Linked DNA regions of Homo sapiens: region 2 is linked to region 1. A link is an interaction called in ENCODE POLR2A ChIA-PET data of the cell type or tissue named here. Cell type or tissue: Panc1. All regions are shown on one strand. Each heading gives the region's core, and the rest is flanking DNA. Links, peaks and the distances in the headings are about the cores only.

The links. Peaks named below come from ENCODE experiments on the same cell type or tissue, not always from the same donor. Only the 100,000 strongest peaks of a DNase experiment are listed, where the experiment ranks them.
Region 2: POLR2A ChIA-PET joins it to region 1 with 5 read pairs; 3 of 35 experiments call an interaction of 5 or more read pairs at or near these places.

Annotation. Positions count from the first base shown.
Region 1 is chr9:131,833,308-131,844,503 of GRCh38, reverse strand. No RefSeq gene overlaps it. Among named protein-coding and RNA genes, the nearest start is that of RAPGEF1, 99 kb to the right of the region's middle. RefSeq lists an enhancer at 6,306-6,844. In Panc1, for the core only: no CTCF peak of the experiment used is centred there; a DNase peak (open chromatin) is centred at 4,653.
Region 2 is chr9:131,760,563-131,765,562 of GRCh38, reverse strand. No RefSeq gene overlaps it. Among named protein-coding and RNA genes, the nearest start is that of RAPGEF1, 23 kb to the right of the region's middle. In Panc1, for the core only: CTCF peaks have their summits at 2,725 and 2,932 (motif pointing left); no DNase peak of the experiment used is centred there.

The sequences.
Region 1 (11,196 bases), core at 2,486-7,485:
GAGTCACCAAGTCTGGCTGACATTCAAGGGAAGTGCAGCATTAGGCCCCACCATTGGATGAGCAGACCCAAGGATTTGAGGACACATTTCAAAGTGTCACCCTCCGCCCTCTGGCCACCGAGTCCTGCATTTCTTCCCGTGCAAAATATCCTCGCTCCCCCTCCCAGACGACCCCAAAAGTCTCAACCCATCGCAGCCTCTGTTCCGAGTCCGGGATCTCATCCAGGTGAGGATCAGCTCCCCGGGACTGTTCCTGGGTCAGCTCCTCACCTGAGAGCCGCTCCACCTGAAGGCCTGCACACCGAGAGCCAAGCGGTCAGCCCCACAGGCCCTGCACCCACAGCAGGGTAGCCTGGGGTAACCGCAACAAACTCCCCCATCCCTCGCTCCTGGCACAGCACTGGGCACCTGGGGCACCGCCACTACCCAGACAGTGAGTGAGGGAGCCAGGGAGGGAACAGCCTGGGACTCAGATGCAAAGACGCATGGTCAGCTCCGGCTCGTCACCCAGATCCCAGCTCACTTGCAAGCACCAAATCAACCATGAGCTGGGGCCTGACTCCAATCACCATCCTGACACCCTGGCACCCTCTGGAATGACTCCAGCTTCTCCTGGGCGGGGGGGCCAGGGAGCAGGGCCTGATCCGCCTTGTTCACTGTGTACCGTGCACCTAGAACAGGACGTGGCAAACAGTAAGTGCTCAATAACTGTTTGTGGACTGAAGGAATGGAGAAATGGAATAGCCAATAATCAGAGTTGCCGGGCAGGGCAGCCTGAGGTACAGTCCCGGTGCTGGAGAAATTGGGACGTGGACTGAACATTCGATGGTGGCATCGGCGTCTATTTTCTGGGGCGGGATGATGGAGACTGTCTGTTAGGAGCGCACCATGTTCTCAGCAGGCACAGGCTGAAGTGTGACGGGGAAGTGCTATGGTGGCTTCAGCCTGCCTGCAAGGGTTTAGCGGGGCAGGGGTGAGAGAGAGAGAGAGAGAGCGAGAGAGAGCAAGAGCAGGCAGGTGCACAAACGTGGAAAATGTGAACAGTCGGTGAAAGGAGATGAGGATATGTGAGGTTCACGGACTCAGCTTTAAACACCTCCATAGGTTAGACATTCCTCACCTGATGACATCTGGGTCCTCCTGAAGCGTTTAATGCTCCAGGAACCAGCCACCCTCTCATGCTGGCTCTGAGGGGGCAGAAGAGGGTAAACAGGCATACAGAAGGCACACCAGGCCAGGTGCGGTGGCTCACGCCTGACATCCCAACACTTTGGGAGGCCAAGGCAGGCGGATCACCTGAGGTCAGGAGCTGGAGACCAGCCAGGCCAACATGGTGAAACCACATCTCTACTAAAAATACAAAAATTAGCTGGGCATGGTGGCGGGCGCCTGTAGTCCCAGCTACTCAGGAGGCAGAGGCAGGAGAATCGCTTGAACCCAGGAATTGGAGGTTGCAGTGAGCCAAGATCATGCCACTGCACTCCAGCCTGGGCCACAGAGCGAGACTCCATCTCAAAAAAGGGCGCACCAGTTTCCTCAGAGGCCTCTGGGGCCTTTGGAGCCTTTTAAGACAGGTACAAGGTTCGTAAAACTGCCAGGCGGCAGCGCAGAGGCCTGCAGAGGAAGTTGCACACCACGGACAAGAAAAGCCTCTCCCGCAGCCAGCCTGTCAGGAGGGGCGTCTCGGGGGCAGGCGGCCCGGCCTCCCTCACCCAGTGCAATGCCTGGCTCCCACTTCCATCCCCATGACTCCTTCCAGCCCTCTCCACACTCCTGCCCTCCAGCCCCATCCATTCCCAGCCACCCCAGGCCACTCCCCATCAATTTCTAATGGAAATTAGAATGCAACTCCTCTGCAGCCAGCCAGCAGGATAGTCCTTGTGGGGTGCCACGGCTCCCCTCCAAGCCCCTCTTGGAGAAGGGAGGCTCCTGGGCTGGCTCCGGTGCCACAGCCAGCGGTGGGATATATTCCACATCACCCCTGCTTTTCTAGGACACAACACAGAAGCAGAGAACCCGCCAGAGGTCCCGCCAGACCCGCCAGAGGTCCACAGCTGCTTCCCGGGCTCTTCCTGGAGTCATCTCCCCACAGGCGATTTCCACCAAACCCACGTTGATGACACCCCCAGATGACCGCATTCTACCCAGACGTGGCCCAGAGCCCGTCCCCACCCTCCTGCCCCCTGAGAAGCCTCCGATGTGTGCCCTGACCATCACCAAGCGAGCTCCTCCATGGCCAGTTTCAAGGGGTTCATGGGATGGCTGCGTGGAATTTACTTAAAACATCCCATCAGCCCGCCGTGAGCGGCTCTCGCTAGGCATTTAGCCGCAGCTTCCCATCCGTGTCCTTTCCTGTGTTACTAAATACCAAGATATTCTGGTCCGAGTTCCCACTCCCCCAAGCCCTGATTCACGCGGGTGTGCATGCTGGGGAGTGTGAGACGTCGTCACCTGCCCCCGTGAACCGGGATGGGCGGTGACATCGCGAGCAAGAAGCTGGCATTTGAGTGCAGGTTCTGCAAATATCTCCAGGGCCCGCGTTAAACCATCAGAAACCACGCGTGTAACCGGTGACATCACCCCCCGTTCAAACCGCTTTTTTCTCGGCTTTTTCTCTTCCCTCAATGTATGTCCATTACTCGGGCTCACCCGGCTCTGGGGCTGTTGGGGTCTCAGTCGTTTTGAGGGCAAATACCCCAAGCCCCTCCTGCCTCTGGCTTTTCACTTCTTCCCAATTTTGAATTCATCTACTTGTCTTCCAGCCTAATATGTGCATTAGGGCAGGCTTCATAATAATAATGTAGTCACAGGATGTAGACAGAGGGCTTGCCGCATGCTTGGCTCTGCAGGCTGGCTCCTGGGGTGGCGGGTGCTGAGGATGGATGAAGATGCCTGCCAGGGGAGGTGGCAGGACTGGGCAGACGGAGGAGCTGAACTGACACGCAGTCCCAGGAGCCCTCCGCCAGCCCAGCAGGACCCCAGGCATGGCCTGGGCGAGGCGGGTCTCTGCAGCCCACCCTGAAGGAACTGAGAGCCGAGACTGTCTGGTGACCACGCCCTGCAGCTGGGCAGCAGGTCCTTCCCAAAGATGATCTGGGCAGCACCACTCATCTACGTGACCCAACTTCACCCTCACCGCAATGCCCCGGGATTGTTTTGCAGATGAGACAACAGGCTCAGAGAGGTTCAGTTGCTCGCCCACAGTCACACAGCTGGAGGTTTGCGCAGATCTTTCTGGCTGCGGGGCCCATGTTCATAACCATTGCTGCACTGCCTCTCAGGCTAAATAGTGGAATTTGTGGAATTTTTTTTTTAGAGTTGGGGTCTCACTCTATTGCCCAGGCTGGAGTGCAGGGCACAATCTCAGATCACTGCAGCCTCCATCTCCTGGCCTCGAGCGATCCTCCTACCTAAGCCTCCTGAGTAGCTGGGACCACAGGTGCGTGCCACCACACCCAGCCAAATAATGGGACTTGAAAGATGAAACTGAGGTGCTGTGTGCTCTGTCGTCCTAGGGAACAGACCTTGGCCCTGTCCGGTGGCCTGGCTTCCTCCCTCAGGAGAGTTTCTGCTTCCTAGTCCGCACATCGGCCCAGCCAGTCCTACCCTACTTTCCTTCCCGTTTCCCTTCCTCATTGTCCAGTGAAACTGGGAGCAGCTTCTGGGATGGATGTCATTTGGGTTTGTTTTGTCTTTTGATGCCAAAGGAGAAAAGGACAGAGTTGTTCTGCGCCATCGTTGGTACCAAGATGTTGGTTTGCTGAGACCCTCTCAGGGAAGCACCGGCAGGGAGGCTGACACCATAAAAGGGCGAAACCCACAAGGGATGATCCTACAATGGGACCCCAAAGGCAATTTCCTGCCTCTCCAGCTAGCCCACTGCTTATTATGGGGTGTGCGTGGTTATGGTGCTGAGAGGAAACACCCCGGGATGAGGCGGTATCACATAAAACATTATCCAACTTGGCCTGGTGGCCTGGCCTGCGGTGAGCTCAGTAAATGGGGAGGAAAAGGGTGGCTGTGGTGGTTGCCTGGGGTCCCAGCTTACCCTGCTGGAGGCAGTCCTGGCCCTTCCTTTCCCCTTCCTCTCCTCCCCTTCCCGCCACCTCTACCCTTAGCAGCCAGGGCGGGGCCTGTGCCTGGCTCAGCCAATCAAATGCTTCCTTCTGGTTTCGAATTTTGGGCAAATGGAGATCATTGAGAGTGCACATTTAGCTTGGCTCTGGGCTGTGGTTCCAGCTGCCCCACTGGCTGTGGCTTCCACCATTCCCTGCCTCCCCGTGGATTCCAATAGCTTCAGCTCTCCCTCCAGTTCCTCTGCTGTGTAAGACGCCAGAGCCAGTTTAGGCTGTTGCAGCCCAACGTCCTGGCTGTCTGAAAGCAAAAGGGGCACATTGGGGGCCAGCGCCCCCAGCAGGACACTGGACACACGCCTGGGGGACATACATAGCTGCCCGAGGTAGTGAGGTCCCCATCAAGAGAAGCAAACAAGCACAGGCTGGAAGCCTCCTTGACAGGAATGATACCTTGACTTAGTGCAGATGCAACAAGCCTGTTAGAGAAAAATGAGCTGCTGCTGCTGCTGCTGCTGTTTTTGTTGTTGTTACAATTGGTCACAGCTATGACGATGATTCAGCCTAAACCGCAGCACCCGCCCAGCCCCATCTTTGGTTTCCAGGCTGAGACTGAGTGTCCCTCAGGTGGAAAGAGAAGGCTGAGTCTGTTCCTGGAAGAATCTTCGTCATTTCTGTGGGACAAGTCTCCCCATGAGTTCAGGGTTGGCTCTATCCTGAACCCACCATAGGGGCCCAGCTTTCAAAATGTGTGGGTGGTTTTGTTTTCAAAGAGAGAGAAGGCGGTGGGCAGGAAGCACCATCCCAGATCTGCTGTCACCACCAGATAATCTGTTGTCATAAACCCCAGAACTTTCCATGAGGCTGCTCAAATGTGCTCGGCCTTCCCAGGCCGGTGTTACGGCCAGGCCGCCTCCTGCTTGCAGCTGGTGAGGACGGACAGGGCATGCTGTGGCCTCTGTGAGGTCGCAGGCCCAGGCGTGTGAAGGAAGAGAAGACACAGGGTCCCCATGACCTCCAGAGAGGCCTCCTCGCCCTGTCCTGGCCAGGCCTGCCCCGGAAGCACCCCTTGCGGGCAGTTAGAGCAGCGACGTCCCCGAGCGGCACCTGGTTTCCTCTCCAAGCTCAGCTGCAGCTGGGGTGGCGGCAGGACCTCGGCTGGGTCCTCACCAGCCCTGGGCCTCCCTGGCAAAGTGGGCTGTGGACGCTGGGCAGGCCAGACCCCAGACTCCTGGCTCCCTCACCCAGGCCTGGGAGTGGTTCTCAGTTTGCTCAGTGCCCCCCAGCCCCACCTGAGATCAGGTCCTTATGGCCTGGAGCCAGGGGATCTGCAGCTCCCCTCCCCTCTCCCTGCCCTCTCGAAGCCCACGGCAGAAGCACCCCCTGGGTCGGACCATGCCAGGGTGCCCTCTGGATCGGACCAGGTTCCAGCTCCTCAGACAGCGGGAGACGCCTGCTCACCTCTCCCCAGCCCCCTCTCCCTCTCCACACCCTGTCCCCTCCCTGGGAAGGCTGCACCCCTCTGTTCCCAGCCACTCACTCCCTCGAGGCCCGCTCAGTCCTCCCTGCAGTGGCCTCCCTGCCTGGGGGCTTCACTGACGGCAGCAAACGTTGCTCAGGCTCGGTGGGTGGCGCTGTGTGTTCAGCCCGGGGCCTCCGGCGTGCTGGTGTCAGCCAGCGTGGGACCTGCTCAAGGTAAGCCCTCAGGCAGTGGTGCTGAACGACTGAATGAATGAATGAATTCTGGCCTAGAAGGTGGGACGGGCATGGAGCTGCACAGCAGTGCTCCCAGGAAGACGCTAATATGGGAGGGGCTCTGGAAGGCTGAGCAGGGGCATCTGCTGAGAGCAGAACCAGAGGCTGAGGAGTGGGGAAGGGTCAGGCCGGGAGAGAGGGTGAGGTGGGCGGGGCTGAGGCCACCCGCGGATCCTTGGGGGAGCTTGGAAAAGGGGCCGTGGCTGCCCCCTCAGGACGAGCTGGGCCCCTTGGGGATGGGGGTCCGCCTGACGCCCCCCCCCCCCGCCCCAGGTCCAGCCCCGGAAGCCTGTCATCTGCACGGTGAGCTCTGATGACTGAGTCTCACTTTCCAAAGAGGCTTCCTCACCACAAGGCTCTCCTGTCCTCCCTGAAGGGACCTCTGTAGCCAGGTGTTGGCAGCGTCACCCCACGCGTCACTCAGGGCAGCTCGTAAGCCAGCAGTCCACGAATAAAACAGCGACCACCAGGAACCCTATTTATGGTCCTGATAAGTCCAGAGCCAGGCGCTGACCCAGGGCCTGCCTTGCTCCTCCCATTCCATCTGCACAGCAGCCCTGCATGGGGACGGGACTGCCGTGAGCCCACTTCCCAGAGGAGGAAACGGAGATGTCCAGGGGCAAACTCGAGTCACACTGCTGAGAAGTGAGGTCCCACGCCCTTCGAAGCAACACGGAGTGTTTAGAGAAGCTCAGGACAGTGATTGATCTAAGGTGAGGGTGGGGGATGGCAGGAGCAGAGGGGACACCCAGAGCTGAGAACAGAGCAGAGGGCTGTGTGTTTTGGGGGAGACAGCAGGAGCTGGGAACAGAGCAGAGACTTGTACATTCTGGGGGTGTCCAGGGCTTGCTTGGGAATCTTTCTCCCAGAAAAAGCTGACAGACACTCAAGATGTGCAGGCTGTTCCCGGGCTAACAGTCCGCAAGCCCAGGCACAGACTGGCAAGGTCACGATCAGCCCCAGCCCAGGCTCCCCTGGCCGGGCCAGGAAGGCAGGAGGGCAATAGAGACATGGAGCCCAGGCCCCCGCTCCCGTCCCTTCCCCAGACCCCACATGTCACGAGCAGTCTGGCTCCTTGTACTCTCCAGAATCCCTTGCCTGTCTCCAGCCCTCGGTTGTAACTCCAGAGAGGGCTGCTGCCATGTTTCACCTGAGCACCCCTGCCCTGCCTCCCAGTGGCCACTCGAGTCCCACTGCCTCTTCCCGCCATCAGCCTGCAGCAGCCACAATGCAGACAGGGGCACCGCCCAGCCTGACCTGGTCTCCGTCCTGCCAATCCCTGCCCCTGCCCCTGCTCCTGGCTATGCCCTGACGGGTCCTAGGCTGGACCTCAGATGCTCAAAGATGCCAGGCTGCTCCAGCTCCTGCTTCTCCCCAACAGGGCTCAGATCATCCAGCCCATCCCACTTTCCCACTAACTGCACATGTGTCAGACTCAAATGCACCTTCCTCCGGGAAGCAGTCCATGATTAGACACCCGCCCCCCATGGCCATCAGAGCCCATACCCCCCCATAGTAGAATTTATACCTGTTCATCTGCTCCCCCACCCCAGAACAGTGAGCACCAGGACAGGGCCTATGCCTGCCCAGCTCACGGCAGGCCCAGCTCCTCCCAAGTAAACTAACGAGGGCCTTTTTTTTGGTGGTGGAGACAGGGTCTTGCTCTGTCACCCGGGCTGGAGTGCAGTGGTGCAATCATGGCTCACTGCAGCCTTGACCTCCCAGGCTCAAGTGATCCTCCCGCCCCAGCCTCCCGAGTAGCTGGGACTACAGGCATGCATCACCATGCCCGGCTAATTTTTTAATTTTTTTGTAGAGATGGGGTCTCACTATGTTGCCCAGGCCAGAGGGTCCTTCCCTCTGCAGCCCAGGGACGTGAAATGAGAGAAAGGGGGTCTGTGGGTGCCAGCGCTCGCCTGCTGTGTCCTGGGTCCTCCAAAACATCCAGCCAGCTCCGGGCAGGTGCGGTGATCCTCAGGGCATGTGCAGGTGGCCCTGTGACACCGGCCGCCACTCTCGTTTCCCCAGAGTTACCTCCAAAGGGAACCTCACGCCTCATCTCAGAGCAGTTGGTGGTGCAGGCTGAGCTGATGTGGTCACGTTGTTTTTGCAGGCGAGGTCTGAATCCAGAGACTAGGCGTCAGGGTCTTCTAGGGGGGCCAGAGCAGAGCCAGGTGCCCGAGTCTCAGCCACAGGGCCTCGCCGGGCTCCTCCCAGGAGGACGAGCACCACGCTACCGAGGACGAGGACGGGGTTAGGGCTTCCCACGTGTAGATCACTCTCGCTTCACTGAATCCTCACAGGAACCCAGGAGGGAAGACTGTGTTATTTTTTCCTTTCACTGATAGAGAAACTGACGCTTGGAGTGGATAAGAAACTTGCCCCAGATCACAAGCTAAGAAGTAGAGGAGGCGTAGGCCGGGCGCTGTGGCTCACGCCTATAGTCCCAGCGCTTTGGGAGGCTGAGGCAGGCGGGTTGCTTTAGCCCAGGAGGCCGACTGCAGTAAGCCGTGATCGTGCCACTGCACTTCAGTCTGGGCGACAGAGCGACTCCCTGTCTCAAAAAAAAAAAAAAAAGTAGAGGAGGCGGATTCCACCCCAGGGTTGCGTGCTCCAGAGCTGCGTTGCTTCTTCCTTCAGGACACGTCCTGTCAGGTGGGGTCAGGAGGGTACCAGGAAGGAAGAGACAGAAGGCCATAGGGAATTCAGAAGGGGGAGCGTGTGCCCTTGTCTGGACATCCAAGAGGGCTTCTTGGAGGTTGTGGCATTTGAAATGAGCCTGGAAACATAAGTAGGGTTTGACCAAGAGAAGTCAGAGTTGGGAAAATCCGTGGGAAACTATCAGGGGGGTCCCAGAAGCTGTGGACACCCGAGGGCCCCACGTGCCTGGCACACCCAGCACCTCCTTCAGCAGAGGAGGTGGAATTCCAACACCGTGCAGCTGGCCTGCGCCTTCCCAGAGGCTGGGTGTGCAGGGAGGAGAGAGGACAGAGAAGCCCCAAGTCCCCGGGCCGGAGTTGGGGAGATCGCGTGAGTCTGAATCTGGCTTGCACAAACCCCAGGCCCTCTCCCGGCTCCCAGCATCACTGGCAAAGTTGTGTGGCTGTGGAGGGAGGGTCTGGAGCCCCCATTAAAGGCCCAGGATCCCGCAGGCTCCACACCCTGCAGAAGGCCTAAGGCTGAGCGTCTGGGGGAGGGGGAGAGAGGAGGGCCCCGGACAGCCTCCGAACTTTGCATCCGCTCCAAGTAAAGGGAAAACACAGCTGTTCAAGGCAGAAAGGCTCCGTTTACACTTGGAAAAGCTGAAGGTGGGGCTGCACAGCCCTGAGCCGCAATGACTTTCGCACATCCCCCGGCAGCCCGGGAGGCGCCCGCCCACGTGGAAGGACGGCTTTTCAAGCCTTTCTGGGGTTTCTTCCCCACTTTCTGAGGCCGGCCTGTGACGGATGACGGGTCCGCTCGGGCCTGACGCAGCCTTTCTTCTGCTAAACTTTCCAGCTAAAAATACCTTTACTTTTAAGGACTGCGTCTCCCTCTGGAGCCTGATTTTCTCTCCGAAGCTTCCTCTGACAAGTCTTCCGGCTCCGTGGATAGAAAGTTTTTAATTGATCCTGCTTTTGTGCAGGAGGAGCGAGGTGGGCGACACCTTTCATCTTCCCCGAGGCCGCTGGGCCTGCGATGGCTGAGTGGCAGTGGGCAGGACTGGAAATCCTTAGGTGATCAAAGGCTGCGAGGAAGGCAGTAGCTAGAACGTGCCCCGGGGGGTGTGGAGGGCCCAGCTCATGGCCTCGGAGAAAGGCAGCTCCACCTCCCAGGAGGGGAGCTGAGCTCTGAGCCACGACGCTCAGGGGTCCCAGGGCCTCCTGGGACCAGGCAGAGGGCCACAGCTCACTGCCCCTGTGTGAGGAGAACTCAGCCACGTCAAAGAAGGAGAAGGGACAAAATACCCATGGTGGGAACTAACGTATTAGTGACCATCACACAGGAACTAAAGTATTAGTCAGAGTAGAGCCTCACAGGAGCCCCACGGGATTTCTCCTTTAGCCTGAAGCCACCTTCCTGGTCAGTGGTGACCGAGCCTCCTGAGAGGCACCGAATTATTGGTCCTGATTCCTCCCCACCCAACAAGGTGGTCAGACTCTTCATATGGCAGCTCAGACCTCCAAGTGTGCTCCAAGAGACAGGAGGCAGAAGTGGGCCCAGAAATGGAGAGAGTCAGTTCCACCATATCCTATTGCTTGAAGCAGTAACAGGCCCACCCAGATTTAAAGGGAGGAGATATAGACCTCCTCATTTCAATGGGAGAAGTTCACAGAATTTGTGACCATCTTTACCACACTTATGAAAAGTACAATCAGCAGTCAGGAAGGGCTCCACACAGTGACTCAGAGACCCAGTCCAGGAGGGGCTCTGCTCCACACAGTGACTCAGACACCCATGCCACAAGAGGCTCAACTCCATACAGTGACCCAGAGACCCAGGCCATGAGGGGCTCAGCTCCACACAGTGACTCAGACACCCAGGCCATGAGGGGTTCTGCTTCACACAATGACTCAGAGACCCAGGCCATGAGGGGCTCTGCTCCACACAGTGACTCAGAGACCCAGGTCAGGATGGGCTCTGCTCCACACAGTGACTCAGACACCCATGCCACAAGAGGCTCGACTCCATACAGTGACCCAGAGACCCAGGCCAGGAGGGGTTCTGCTTCACGCAATGACTCAGAGACCCAGGCCAAGAAGGGCCCTGCTCCATACAGTGATTCAGAGACCTAGGCCAGGAAGGGCTCAGCTCCACATAGTGACTCAGAGACCCAGGTGTATTTCACTTCCATGCACACTTCATGGCCAGAATTCAGCACATGGCTCCACCGAACTGCAAAGGATGCTAGGAAATGCCATCCAGCTGTGTGCCTGGAGGGAAGGGAGATAGGCTTGGACAGTCCATGGGTCTCCCTCCCAAGGTTGAGGCGAGGAGTACGTGAAAAGGATGCTTGACACATCACTGGCAGCCCTGAATGGCCATCCTCCCCTCCTCTAAGTACCTCTGAGCATGTGGGCAGCGGGCATGGCTGGTCTGCATCACTGTGTGGTTTGCTACTGGTACCTGCCAGTCCCGTAGCACCTGCAAAAGGAAACATCCCCCACGTATGGGTAGCCCCAGGTGCCCATGCCATGCATCCCATGGCTCCCCTGTTGTCCACAGCTGAGGGAACAAAAAGAGGCTGGTCACTGGCCCACAAAGGTACCTGGCATGAGAAGCTTTGCCTGGGGAGACTGGTCCAACCAGAGTCTACGCCAGCCAGAGATGAGCTGAAAAGAGGCAGAGAGCAATCACAGTGTGCAGTGTGGGTTGCGTGGGGCTGGGG
Region 2 (5,000 bases), core at 1-5,000, 76 kb after region 1:
AGCAGAAGGGGATACGTCATCGTGAAGGACACTGAGTCCTCTGGAAGATGTGGACATCTCCACCCGTGTTGTGTAGAAAGTGTTAGGCGCTCCTTCAGAGCAGGGCTACAGATTAGGATGGAAGGTAGTTTATTTACAGGCAAAGTAGTGTTTCTTGCCGTACTACTTGATTCCCCAGCAGAATAGATGCTATTTAAAATGCTTTCAGATATGCTAGCATCAAAATTTACCCTATTTCCAATACACCTTGAAAACCGCATAAAATGTGGAGTTTATTAAAATAGAGTGGATTTATCTCTACATTCAAAAGAAAAGGCTGGAAGCAGAGACCAGGAGATGGTGATGAAAAAGCGTGCATTTATACTTGATGCTCTTTTTCCTTTTCGTCACGGGAACAGCTCTTTTCTCTCTCACTTGTTAATAACAAACTCATTCCTCCCAGACCCGGGTGACCCATTCCCAGAATGCCATGTGGTCTCCTAGTTGCCGTCTTCTTTGAGAAATGCCACAGATCTTGTCTAGGGAAGGACCAGATAGATAATGGTAAAGGGTAGTCTCATGGAAAACTCCAGAGGGAAAAGCTAGAATGCTGATCCAGAAAGGAAACTGAGCGGGAAGGACAGGCACAAGTGAGGCCACAGAAACAGAGCTAAGCAGGGTAGGACAGAGACTTAACAAAAAACCTGGGAATGCCAAAACTGGGATTGGAATGGTGAGTGCCTAAAACTTGAGAAAGATAATCTCTCAGATAGAAGAAGAGAAGGAGGAGGAGGAGAGAGGAGGAAAGGGTAGGTGGAGAAGGAGGAAGAGGAGGGAAAAAAGGAGGAGGAGGACAAGGAGGAGGAGGAAGTCTGGACCCAGTAGGGTAAAGGTAAATTGAACTTACCAGCCAAAAATACAAATAGGTTCAAGAAAGTTTTCATAAAATATTTAGAACTAGGAAGGGCCTCAGGAATTATCTAGTCTGGTGGCGTTAAACATTATTTTTGGTTAATTTTAGCATCAGAGCCAGGCATGGTGGCTGAGGCCTGTGGTCCCAGCTACTTGGGAAGCTGAGGTGGGAGGAATGCTTAGGCCCGGGAGGTCGAAGCTATAGTGAGGTGTGATTGCACCACTGCACTCCAGCCCAGGCAACAGAGTGAGTCCCTGTCTCAAAAAAAATAATTAATTAATTAAAAATAAAAATAAAAGGTTACCATCAGGACTATTTTCTTCAAAAGAAAATTGCAGACTGGGCAGTGGCTCATGCCTGTGATCCCAACACTTTGGGAAGCCGAGGCAGGCAGATTACTTGGGGTCAGGACTTCGAGACCAGCCTGGCCAACATAGTGAAACCCCGTCTCAACTAAAAATGCAAAAGAAATTTTTTTTTTTTGAGACGGAGTTTCACTTTTGTTGCCCAGGCTGGAGTGCAAAGGCACGATTTCGGCTCACTGCAACCTCTGCCTACCAGGTTGAAGCGATTCTCCCGTCTCAGCCTCCTGAGTAGCTGGGATTACAGATGTGTACCACCACACCTGGCTAATTTTTGTATTTTTAGTAGAGATGGGGTTTCATCATATTGGTCAGGCTGGTCTCAAACTCCTGACCTCAGGTGATCCGCCCAGCTCGGCCACCCAAAGTGCTGGCATTACAGGTATGAGCCACCGCACCTGGTGGCAAAGCACTGATTTCTACCCCTCACACTACAGAGGAAGCAGCAGTGGCTGAGGGGGTGGAATGGAGCCCCAGGCCGGCCAACTCCATGCTCACTTCTCCCGGGGAGATGACAGCCACATATCTGCATGGTGCCTCGGGCCTTACCAATGCCCACTGACTGTTGTCCAGCAACTCTGACCAGGTGCTCTGGCCAGACGGTGTGGGGTGGAGTCGGGGAGCCCCAGCCTGGCTCCTACAGCTGGGGCAGGCTGGCTTGCCCCTCTGCCCTCTGTCTGCCCATCTGTCTGGTGGGGATAATCACAGTACCCTCTGGGGTGGGCTGTGATCTGAAGACAGAAGAGAAAGACACACCCAGGGAGGGCAGGACAGCTGGGGACATGCTCAGGGTGGAGATGGCACCGACGCTGAAGCTCTCCCATCCCACCTGCCTTCACATCTTCAGAGGGTGGCTGTGAGAATTAAATGAGTGAAGGCTTTGGAAGCACCAGCCCCGCGTCTGGCATGAAGTAAGCACTCAATAGACCATAGTTATTATTATTATCATCATCATCATTATTATTATTTTATTATTTCGAGACAGGGTCTTTTCTGTCGCCCAGGCTGGAGTGCAGTGGCGTGATCACGGCTCACCGCAGCCTCGACCTCCCAGGCTCAAGGGATCCTCCAACTTCTGCCTGTTGAGTAGCTGGGATTACAGGCCCGAGCCACCACATCTGGCTGATTTTTGTATTGTTTGAGGAGATGGGGTCTGGTCATGTTGCCCAGGCTGGTCTGAAACGCCTGGCTTCAAGTGATCCTCCTACCTCGGTCTCCCAAAGTTCTGGGATTACAGACGTGGACCAGGATGCCTGGCCATCATCATTATTTTATTTTTTATTTTTATTTTAGTTTTTAGCTCTGCAATGTTCCCAGCAATGGCCGTCATCATAGTTCTAACACTGTTATCGGTACTGAGCCTCGGGATAGGACCCCAGGGGGGTGGGCCATTATCATTACGGTGTTGCCATTTTACAGGTGCAGAAACTGAGGCACAGAGAGGCCAAATCATTTTCCCAACGTCCCAGAGCTTGTGAGTGACAGAAGCCAAGTGGTTTCTGGATTTCCTTCCCCGGGCTCAGTCCACCACAGCAGGGTGTGAGGCGAGGGGAACGTGGGCTCCCCACGACCCACCCAGTTCCCAGCGAGGTCCGCCGCTGGCTCTCAGGTCCTCCCGGGTGGCTCCTGGGAGGCGCCGGGCGGGGCTGTCTTCTGTGGGACTGTGCCGCCCTCTGGTGGCCGCATGGCAGAACTCCGCCGGCAGCCAGGCCCGCCAGAGGGCCGCGCGCCCTTGGCCGCCACTGTTCCATCCTAGCCCCTCCTCACCCCGGCGCTGCGGACACCCCACGTCGTCCACACGATGGCCCCGCCCCGCCTGGAACAGATGGCAGCCACTGCCGGGGCAGCCTACAGGCCTAGCCAGGCGCCGGGGCCAGGGCGAAACCAGTGCCGCCCTCCCAGTGGCTGGGTCAAGGCGCAACGTGGAATCCCCACGTAGATGCCTTGGCCCAAGTGTGCAAGCGTGTGTGCGTGTGTGTGAGTGCGTGTGTGTGCTCCTGTGTCAGGATCATGTGAAGGCAGCATAAATAGGTGAGAAGGAAAACAGCAAGGCAGGATTCCAGTGCAAACTGTGTACCCTGTCACCTACAAATTCAATGCCACACTGAGTGGGGATTTAGGGAAATGTTGGGACTCTTTCCTGGTGTGTGTTTTGCAGCTACCAACATCATCATTGCAAGTTTTTAAAGCCAAGGAAACACACAGGAGTGTAAATTGGTACAACGACTCAGGAAATGTTTGGCTGCTGAAGTGAAATATACATGTGCCCTGAGACCCAGCAGCTCCATGCCTGGGTGTGCACACGGAAATCTGGACATACACACACACACACACACACACACACACACACTTAAAAAAGACAGGCACAGGGATGTTTATGGTTGCTGTATTAGTAATGACCCAAACCTGGAAGCAACCCAAATGCTCATCAATAGCAGAATGGGCCAGGCATAGTGGCCCATGCATGTAATCCCAGCCCTTTGGAAGGCCTAGGTGGGAGGATCACTTGAGCCCAGGAGGTGGAGGCTGTACTGAACCTAAATCACACCACTGCATTCCAGCCTGGATGACAGAGAAAGACCCTGTCTCAAAAAAAAAAAAAAAAAAAGAGTAGATTGGATGAACAAATTGTGGTAGTCATATATAGTTCATATAATGAAATATTATACTGCAGTGAAAAAGAACTACATGTTGGCCAGGCACAGCGGCTCATTCCTGTAATCCCAGCACTTTGGGAGACCAAGGTAGGAGAATCAGTTGAAGCCAGGAGTTTGAGACCTGCCTGCAACCTAGTGACAGCCTGTCTCTATAAAAAAATAAAATAAAAACATTTCAATTAGCCAGGTGTGGTGGCATGCACATGTGGTCCCAGCTAGTCAGGAGGCTGGTGGGAGGATTGCTGGAGCCCAGGAGATCAAGGCTGCAGTGAGCTATGATTGCACCACTGCACTCCAACCTGGGCAACAGAACGAGACCCTGTCTCAAAAAAAAAAAAAAAGAACTACGGTAATAGCATAAGCAGATGTCAGACATAGTATGGAGCAAAAGATGCTAGACCCAAACTTCCCACTTACATGAAGTTCAAAACCAGGTCTAAGGGCCAGATGTGGTGGCTCACATCTGTAAGCCCAGCATTTTGGGAGGCCAAAGCGGGCAGATTACCTGAGGTTGGGAGTTTGAGACCATCCTGGCTAACACGGTGAAACCCCGTCTCTACTAAAAATGCAAAAAATTAGCTGGGCTTGGTGGCGGGTGCCTGTAGTCCTGGCTACTCGGGAGCCTGAGGCAGGAGAATGGTGTGAACCCAGGAGGCAGAGCTTGCAGTGAGCCAAGATTATGCCACTGCACTCCAGCCTGAGCGACAGAGCAAGACTCCATCAAAAAAAAACAAACAAAAAAAAAACAAACAAAAAAAACAAATTAGCTGGGCATGGTGGTGGGCCCGGGAATCCTAGCTACTCGGGAGACTGCAGCAGGAGAATCACTTGAACCCGGGAGGCGGAGGTTGCAGTGAGTTGGGATCACATCACTGCACTCCAGCTGGGGCAGCAGAGTGAGACTCCATCTCGAAAAAAAAAAAAAAAAAAAAAAAAAGGCCTAAGGTATCTATGGCGATACACATCAGAATAATGGTTACCTCCAGCAGGGTGAGGCCTTCTGACTGGAAGCAGTATAAGGGTGCCTTGGTGGGTGGGGGAGGGGGATACTGGGAAGGTTCTAGATTTTATTCTGGATGGTGTTTATCT